2 separate regions of the Mus musculus genome follow, and region 2 is linked to region 1. Evidence: chromatin loops called from intact Hi-C (ENCODE). Cell type or tissue: gastrocnemius. All regions are shown on one strand. Region 1 overlaps Plce1 (phospholipase C, epsilon 1). Region 2 overlaps Plce1 (phospholipase C, epsilon 1).

Region 1 (5,000 bases):
TCTGCTGTTTATATGTGTGAGAGAGAGGGAGTCAGATCCCCTGGAACTGGAGTTATAGACAGTTGTGATCTGCTGTGTGGGTGCTGGGAATTGAACTCGGGGCCTTTGGAAGAGCTGCCAATGCTCTTAACTACCGAACCATCTCTCCAGCGCTGTGGATATAAGCTTTTTTTTTTTGGTTTCCGAGACAGGGTTTCTTGACAGTGCCCTGGCTGTCCTGGAACTCACTCTGTAGACCAGGCTGGCCTCAAACTCAGAAATCTGCCTGCCTCTGCCTCCCGAGTGCTGGGATTAAAGGTGTGCGCCACCACCGTCCAGCTAGATATAAGCTTTTGATGATTGCTTTTTCTGGGGTTTCTATGACTACTCCCATTGAGTTTTCTGGCAGGAGCAGCTAAAGGCTTTGAGAGGAATTCTAACACACTGCATGTTGGGTAAACTGAAGGATCATTAGATTGCTTGGTTCCTTCCTTCCTTCCTTCCTTCCTTCCTTCCTTCCTTCCTTCCTTCCTTCCTTCCTTCCTTCCTTCCTTCCTTCCTCCCTCCTTCGTACCCTCCTCCCTCTCTTCCTCTTTCCTTTTTTTCTTCATTTCTTATCTTTTTTTCACTGAGTTGGGCATTGACTTATGAACAAGGGCTGGAGGCTATTGTTTTTAAATTCAATAGAGCCCAGTTCCATTGTCTTTTAGGACCTGAAAAACACTGTGAGCTAAGACACTCTGAACGGGGCATTTTCACAAGATGCTCTGGACAGAGGCAAATAAGGAAACAGTGGTTATTGGGATGGCTGCCGGAAAACCTATGAAATCCTGCCTCCCTGCCATGCATCCAGGGCTTCCTTTTAGAGTAGCAGTCACTTAAGAGCCAGGAAATTACTTCCACTCCTTAGGACAAAGGTCTGAAAGTGAGGATTTCAATATGTCTTTCCAGCTTTGTGAAATAAATATTTGCATCTTTGCGGTTTTCTTCCCCCATTCTCAGGATGCTTACAACAGGATCTGGAAAGTGGACGGTGGAAGAGAATGTTCTTAGGATATAGGTGATTAAGTGATGAGGGCAAAAGGAAAGGAATAAATAGAAAAATGGAAATAAATTTCTCATAAGAGGTAACTTCCGTGTCAGATGCAGACTAGAAGCTACCTCCCTGAGACACAGACACACAGACACAGACACACAGACACACAGAAACACACACAGACACACACAGAGACACACACACAGACACACACAGACACACACAGAGACACACACAGACACAGACAGACACACACAGACACACACACAGAGACACAGACACACACACAGACACAGACAGACACACACACACACACAGACACACAGACACAGACACAGACACACACACACACAGAGACAGAGAGAGAATTACTAAAGAGAGGTAGAGCTTTGGAAATCCATAAAAGGGGCAACAGGAGAGCTGAAAGGTGCAGAGAAGCAGAAGGCCACCACACTAAGCACAGCACTGGTGGCCTGGATCCCTGGCACAGGAAAGCAGAAACAGAAATGTCATCTGGAAGGTATACAGTCAGATGGCTCTGGAGGGAAGATACTGGCAGTCCCAACCACAGACAAATCCACACTTCTCCTGAGTCTCAAATCCAGTTGTAGGTCTTGCTGAGATGGTGACTTCTTTTGTGGGAAGAGCCAGCAGTGGAAAAGAATTCAGCCAGCTCTGAAGGGTTCTCCCATCCCAAGGGAGTCAAGTCTGTCATTGAAAACTGGGCTACCCTGGCAGCTAAAGAAAAGGGAAGACTCACAAGACGAGGAATCAGAGTCAACTGGCCCTAGCCCCAAGCTTAAGAGACAAATTTGGGGGGTAGTTGTAGAGAACATGAAGGCTGGATGCTGGCATGTGACAGAAGGCCAGGAAGAGAAGTGCATAGGAAAAAGGTGGTTCTGCCCTCAATGGCTGGAAGCAGAGCTCATCAACTGAGGGCCAGTCTGGCCCTTAACAGCCTTGAGCCAAAGGTCAGCAAATTGAGCAACCTCTGGAGCTACCACGCTGGCATGGAGTTGCAGTAGAACCCTTGATAGCCAAAGCTGAATCCCCCCAGCAGGGTAATTAAAGCTGAGTGGATTTTGAAAGCACAAAGACAGATCCACCTGTATAAATCTTAGTAGAATGACTGCTTCTTCTACTCCCAATGAACTTGGGAGAAACCTCTGAGCTACATTAGCCATCCTATAGAATGTGAATGGGGACTCTTGGGAGGATTGGAGAAAAGTGCTTAGACCGTAGACTACAAAGCCAAGTGTAGCCAGCAGAGGGCCCTGGTGTGCAAAGAAGAGAAGATCAGATGCTTGCCCCAAACAGGACCAGTGGCTGCCATAAACCATAAAAAAGTAAAATATCCAGGGGTCTGACCCACCGTCTCCCTGTTGCATATACCCTGAAGTCTGACTTACCTTCTCCCTGATCTATATAACCAGCAATCTCCCAGAATTCACTCTAATCCTTCACCTTTTTTCCCCCTCCTGTGTGTTTTTCTTTTTTCTTTTTCTATTTTTAAATGCTTTCTTTAATTCTGTAAGGCTGTGACAGGATGCACTCTGATCATGTTCATTCCCCTCTCCCAAGTCCTCCCAGATTCTCCTGCTCCTCCCCTACCAACACAAATTTTTGTCACTCCCTGACACAGTTAACTGCTACTGGTATAGTGTCTGCCCTGGAGTGTGCTCAGTGTACCAAAGTCACTCCATTGAAGAAAACTGACCTTTTATTTGCCAGCAGTAATTAAACGTCAACATCTCCTCTGGGCCCTAGTGGAGAACCAATAGTATTATTCTGCTAATGATGTATTGCCATACCCATAGATGAGTGTATCCATCGACCCTCATCCTTCAACCCTCATCAGAGAAACTTCTTGCAGTAGACTCCAACTGACACAGAGACTCACAACTAGCCAATGAGAGAGAATACTAAGCCCTCAATGGGATGTCGATCCTTCATTTCTTCCCTCATAGCTCGGGGATCTTTGCCGAAGAAGAAAAGATTCTAGGAGCCAGAGGTGGTGAGTGACTTCAAGGAAACAATGTTTTCTGGACACACATGAACTCCCAGCAATTGTGACATCATGCTCAAGACCAGCTCAAGGACAAGCCAGACAAGATCCCAGCATGGAGGAGAGGAACTGGGCACCAAATCCCCCTTTAAATGCTTTTATTACTATTTCACTTTATTGTGTTTTAAAAGGCTTTGTGTATCTTTATGTATTCTTTTTGTTTTGTTTTGTTTTGATTTGATTTTCGAGACAGGGTTTCTCTGTATAGCCCTAGCTGTCTTGGAACTCACTTTGTAGACCAGGCTGGCCTCGAACTCAGAAATCCGCCTGCCTCTGCCTCCTGAGTGCTGGGACTAAAGGAGTGCGCCACCACGCCCTGCTATGTATTCATTTTTTTATTCCCCTTTATACATCTACCTAACTTTGTCACCCATGTTTTTTCTGGACAGTTTCTTTTTCTGGTCTCCCTTTTAGCTTTTCTTTCTACTGCACTCTTAGTAGTGTTTTGGACCCACTGGCTTAAAAAAAACCTATCAGAATTTAATTTTTCCTATTTATTTTTTCTCACTTATCTACTTATCTCCTTTTGATCACGGGTCTGCTCACGATCATAGAGCATTTCTTTATTTTATTTTTCTAATTTCGTGCTTTTCCCTCTTGCCCTTCATTACACTTTTGACTCCCACACTTTCTTTGGTTTATTTAATCTTGTTTCTCCCCCACTTGCCCCTCTGGCTCCTCCATTCCTCCACTGGATTTATTTACAACTTTGACCCTAAATAAACTGTAACTCAATGGCAAAACTGATAGTGGTTTCCCAATTTTCTGATTTATATGCAAGAACGGCAATCCCATTGGGCTTTCCTTGTTTCCTTTACTTGGATGGTGTGGTTTTGTGGTGACACTGGAGGTGCCGGTTCTCAAAAGTGAGATCCCTAGTCAGAAGGTGCTCACACAAAGTCAGAAGTGACACTTAAGCCACCAGAAGTATGGGCTACAGCAGAATAACACAGCCAACACTCAGCTCCTTCAACCACTGAACTAGGTAAAATGCTGAACTAACATTTCAAAGTTTACTGGTAAAAATGATCAATATTCCCAAAGGGAATATTACAAGAGGGTGGACTCTGCAAAGTAGCAGAATACAACACTAGTATACCAAAGTCAGTGAGTAGCTTTCCTTTATGTCAGTAGTAAAATTATGAAGAAAGAAATCAGGAAAAAAGCATCTCATTTAGAGCTGCTTAAAAACACCTATGACATGGGGTATGATGGTTCACTCCCTTAATCCTAGCACTTCAGAGGCAGTCAGGGGAATCTCGGTGAATTCAAGGCCAATCTGGTCTACACAGTGAATTTTAGGACACCAAGAGCTACATGGTGAGGCCGTGTTTCAAAACAAACAAAAGACATGCCCCTCCCCCCCCAAACCAAACCAAACCTCCAAAACACATAAGAAAAGAATCCTAACCAAGGAAAGACTTCTGCAACAGATATATTAAAGCCCCAAGGAAAATGAAAAAAAGATGTCAAAAGATGGGGGTGGGGCTAGAGTGGGTAATGGAATATAAGTGTCTTGAACCCAGAGGAGGGGCTGTTTGAGCATAGTCAGTTATAAAGGAGCGAGATGGAGGAGAAAACTGAAGGAGCCAATTAGAACAGGATATAATAAAAAGTATGATGGTATATATTTATGAAATGTTGCATTGAAACCTATTTTTCTATATGCTAACCAAGCAATAACTTTCAAAAATTATTCTGCCGCAGACAAAGATCCACAGTTGCTTTATCAAACAAAACAGAACAAAACACAAACACACAAAGGAATACTCTTGGATCTACAAATTACAGTTTCTAGTGGAAGACGAACAAACTATTTTAAAGCTATTTTACAGACATCCTTGCCTGGAGTCAGGAGTGTGGTGAAACAGCTCCAAGGGCAGGAGCACAGGAGACCTAACCGTGCCCTCACCTGGCAAG
Region 2 (5,000 bases), 140 kb after region 1:
TGAGCTAGCTGTACACACTTCATACCTGGTATTCCCGGTCACTGACGTAACATCAATGGTGTACTTGTTTGAAAACACATCAGTAGACTGAGTTTCATGAGATAGTGGATGAGCCCCTGAAGACTCTACTGAAGACAGGAATGCCCTTTGCTTATGGTTTCTGGAGACACCCCTAAAGCTAGAAGGCAAGAGAATGCACAAAGCTGCTACACACACACACACACACACACACACACACACACACACACATACACACACACAGACAGAGGCATGCACGCATACCCACAAGTACATGCACACACATGCATGTGCGTGCACGCCCAGACACACACACACACACACACACACACACACACACACACACACACGGGGGTGGGGGGGGGTACTCACAATTAGAGATTATATTTGGCTTGGGCAAGGGATTTTTCATTTTTCTGGAAAGTTCTTGGATTGGCTCTGTTGTAGAGAACTGAAGATAATATTTTTTACACCTGCCGCTTTCGTAATGGAAACTGACAGTTCCAGCAGCTTCTTGGGATTAAACCAAGAGAAATAAATATATCTGGGAGCTCTCCTTAATATCACATCAGATGCAGGCTCCAGGGGGACACTGATGTTTTCTCATTTCAAATAACGCTCAGCACTGGAGTCTGGGGTGGCAGAGCTTAGTAACCTCAGATTTGCTCCAGTGACTTTATTTTAGTATTCTGATAAAAATATCTACTCCACTCAAGTGAAATTTGATGACTCCCCTCAAGTCCAAGGACAATCTCTTGAAAGAAAATACAGCTTGGAATAATTTTTATTCCTCCCCCCAAAAAAGAGTTAATAGCCACCAATACAGAAATACTGAAACTGTCTGCCCCGGGGTGAGTGTTTTGGAAATCACATGTAGTGATACACCCCCACAGAACTACAGCCTGGGGTTCTGACTTGTCCCAGACAGATAACATACCCAAGTAAGTCTGTTCCAAAAAAGCTCATTTTCTTAAAAATAAGACTACCTTCCACAGAAGTCAGGAACTTTTGAAGACCAGATTTGGAAAAAGTATTAAATATGAAACATGATAAGTACTCAATATGTCCTAGGCCTTACCAACTTTTAAATAAGAAAGAGACAATGTTCAATATGTCGTTTGTGGGGCTTGGGGGATACTGTTAATTTGCATGGAAAACCATAAGACAGTGGCAAGAGTGGAGATCTAGAAACTTTACCATCACCTTCTGAACAATGGATTAAACTGATCTCCAAAGGGCGACTGTTCTGTTTTGTTTATTATAGAGCTGGAGACCTAATCTAGGGCCTGGTACATGCTAAGCAGATGCTGTACCAGGGAACCAGGTCCCCAGCCTGAGGGGGTTTGAAATGCTGAAAGTCACTAACATCACTCGTGTGTGCTCGTTTCTACACGCGAGGGTTCTAGGGACTAAATCCTGCAGAGCAGTGCTATGCTAAATTCCTGGGAAAATGTTTCAACATAAATTGACTTATCTCATAATGGCGTTTATCAAAAACTTCAAAATCTATAAGATTTGCTTTTCAATTAAAAAAAGTATATATGTCTCAAGGGCCTGTATATTGTCTAATTATCCCTCAAGAGACAGAGGTGACAACCCCCAGCACAAACCGTTAATGTTTTAAATAAGGTTTAAATGTCCTTAAGTTAATTAAGGAGACCCGTAAGCTTGCACACTGACAGGAATAAAGAGGTTTGTATCCACTCTGATTAAGGTCTGCCACCACAATCCTTGTTTACTATGAACTTTAAACACCTCTGCTTCGAGTTCTTTTGATTTTGGAAACTGGTTGAGAGATCTGTGATGTATGGAATGTGAATATAATTTTTATTACTGTTATCATGTTTGTGTGTGTGCATGTGTGCAGTGTACACACACTACGGAGTGTATGTGGAGGTCAGGGGACAACTTTTGGGAGTGGGTTGCTGAGATCACACTCGGGAGGTCAGGCTTGTGCGTCTCTATCGCCAGAGCCACTCAACAGCCCATCATTCCCTTTTCTTTTTTAACTTAAAAATGAAGTCTTTATCCACAGACATTTTGTCTTTGCATCTTCATCTTCCAGAAATGAAGTCTCAGAAAGCGCAAACATGTAAGGCATGGAAATTCTTAGCTGTAGGGAACTGACCTACATACTGTAGGAGGATTAGCAACTTCCCCCTGCTCACTAGATATGAGTACATAGTGCCTGTCAGCTCATGTCGCCAGATGTTGCCCAAGTGCCAACCCAGGGTCAAACCACCGGAGCTGAAAGGAACCAGCTAACACTAATAATATTCAAGGGTGCTTCTATGCCGTAAGCATGTGCAGCTCGGCAGCTATAACATGGTTTAAAAATATCAGTGCATGGTAAACACATGTGCATAGAAAGAGTTTGAATGTCTATGTAAAGTATTATTCAGGAATACAACTGGACAAGAGGAGACCAGGTGTCCCTTTATTCTTTATCCACTCATATACTCTTTTAGCTGTTTTCTTCTCAAAGCCACACTTTCTAGAAATGACATGACATACAAACTTGTGGGAAGACTGTGTTCCCAGGGCAGCAGCTTACAATGGAGGACAAAGTCTTTAGAAAATGACCTTGGTTAGCACAAAGAAAGCCCCTACTTGGCAGTGTCCAGCAACGCTCACAAGATTCTACAGCTGCCAAAGGCTGCTCCCGGCTCCCTGGCCTCTAAGAGGTTAAAACCATCATCAGAGCATGACGCCAGGGGTGTGGGGGGTGGGGGGAGGGAGTTTGCTCAGGTTTGACAGCCATCCTCTCACTGTAGCTTTTCCTAAGGATTTTCTGTTGCTTCTCCTCCCCCTCCTTTTGCTCCGAGGGAGAGACTCCAGCAATCCTTCTAGGACTCGCTGAAACATTCAGTTCTATTTCCATCTACTGGTAGGAAAAAAGAAAACAGTGCACTGCCCTGCGGATGAGGCAGCAGGACCCTCAGATCCAGAGCTCCCCTGGGCACCTCTTTTATGGGACTCTCCCGGGCAGAAATGGTAGCAGTTTAGCATGTAGGTGGAGAACTATAGGCTCTAGGGTCTGAAGGATGTGGATTCTGCTTTCAGACTTTACCACTGACCAGCCAGTGACATCAAGCATCCCATTTACCCTCCCTGAACAGCTGTTTCCTCTCCCATAGAGCCAGGTCCTAATGCCTCTATCTCATAGTGCCTCTGGGGGAAAAAATCTAAATAATTGAGAGTTTAGCTTGATTCAGGAAGTGGACACCAACTCTTCTTGCCACACAGTAAGTGCACTGGCTTGCACCCAGTTACAATATGAGGCAAAAAGTGATGTTTCAGAGGAAAGGAACTTTTGATAGCAGGATACAGGCTCAGTGTGGCCCTTCATCCTAGGTCATGATGCAGGTCCTTCCACATGCCTGGTCTCTCCCATTTCCCTCAGGAAGAGGATATCACCTGCTGTCCTAACAGAAATGCCAGCATATTTGTCCCATGACATGCCATGTTTCCAGTCAGAGGCCCCAAGTACTCCCTTTACTCAAGGGAAGGTAGACTCTGCTAGAAACAGCTGGATACCATTGCTGTTATCACTGCAAGAGCCAGAGCCAGGGTTAAAGTCAGAACAAGCTGTCACCTTTCCACATGAATGGCTCCCCAATATGGATTTGCCATCTAATTTTACACCAATTATATTTTCTCAAGTAAAGCAGCATGAAGAGCAATTCCTAGGAAGAGAAGATAAACGCCAGCATCCCAGAGCTGTAAAGATAATTTGCTGCTTCTGTGTGTCATTACCATCCACCATTGGGAAAGGATGTCACTGTCTCCTACACTGTGGTGGACAATGATAGAACAGGCTCAGGCTGCCCTGAAGGGTCTCTGAGTCTAGCTGGAGAAGATGGCCGGTCCCCAAATCATTAGCATCCAGCAAAAGTGAGCTCAAAACCACACAATACAGCATTCTGGGGAAAGGCAGACTTCAGAAATGAGGATGGGGTTTGGGAACTCTGTGTGTGTGTGTGTGTGTGTGTGTGTGTGTGTGTGTGTGTGTGTGTGTGTGAGAGAGAGAGAGAGAGAGAGAGAAGTGGGGGCTCAGGCGAACATGTGCCACTTGCTAGTACCCACTGAGCCATCTTGTCAGCCTTGTTTCCAGTTATTCTCCCTCCCCGGCCCCTCGCCACCCCTGGTCCGAAACCAAATATATTTTTTATTGAATATTTTCTTTATTTATGTTTCAAATGTTTTCCCCTTTCCAGGTCTTCCCTTCAGAAACCCTCTATCCAATCCCTCCCCCTGCCTCTATGAGGGTGCTCCCCCACCCACCCACACACTCTAGTTTTTCCGCCCTGGCATTCCCCTATACACTGGGGCATCAAATAACCTCAGGACCAAGGGTCACTCCTCCCACTGATGTTCAACAAGGCCATCCTCTGCCACACATGTGGCCAGAGCCATTGTTCCCAGTTCTTAAAGGATAAGATTTAGGCCAAGAGGAGAAAGGAGAAAGGGGCAAGGGAAAAAATGAGATTCACAGGGGACAAGAAGAGAGGCCAGGAAAGGCAGCACTCATATTATCCTAAAGGAAAACAGTGTGTACAGCAGACCCCACGATCTCAAGGGACACATTTTCTACTTGATAAGAAAGGACTAGAAATTGTTAATATAATTGCTTCACTTGGTATTTTGAAAAGCATCCTTTCGGAAAATCAATGCTAAGTTCTGAAAAAAGTAGAACTGATTGATGCAAAATTGTGATCTGAAGAATCGAAGCAATTAGCCTGGGGTAAATGGGCCAAATGTCATCTCCCAAAGAAGATCACTGTGAAGCAGACATGCTAAGAGGATGCTCTTATGTTGTAGTCAAATAATTATATTATGCTGTTATAACGCTCATTTCAAGTTTTCATTCAACAAAGTGACACATAAAATGGTTTTACTTAAAGTAAAACCTGACCAGGTTGACTAAAACCAGGACATAAAACAAAGGGATCTTGGGTTGCATGTCAGCCCCAACAGGCAGG

Evidence for each region. Hi-C counts contacts between places; a loop is a spot of excess contacts. Peaks named below come from ENCODE experiments on the same cell type or tissue, not always from the same donor. Only the 100,000 strongest peaks of a DNase experiment are listed, where the experiment ranks them.
Region 2: it touches region 1 in a loop (7-fold over the local background); 9 of 42 quality-filtered maps call a loop at or near these places.

What each region holds. Positions count from the first base shown.
Region 1 is chr19:38,706,856-38,711,855 of GRCm38, reverse strand. The region is part of intron 6 of Plce1 (phospholipase C, epsilon 1); the gene reads right to left. Among named protein-coding and RNA genes, the nearest start is that of Noc3l, 110 kb to the left of the region's middle. In gastrocnemius, a CTCF peak has its summit at 2,277 (motif pointing right); a DNase peak (open chromatin) is centred at 2,279.
Region 2 is chr19:38,564,754-38,569,753 of GRCm38, reverse strand. All of the region lies in intron 1 of Plce1 (phospholipase C, epsilon 1), which reads right to left. Among named protein-coding and RNA genes, the nearest start is that of Plce1, 43 kb to the right of the region's middle. In gastrocnemius, a CTCF peak has its summit at 2,912 (motif pointing left); no DNase peak of the experiment used is centred here; H3K27ac peaks cover 1,384 bases.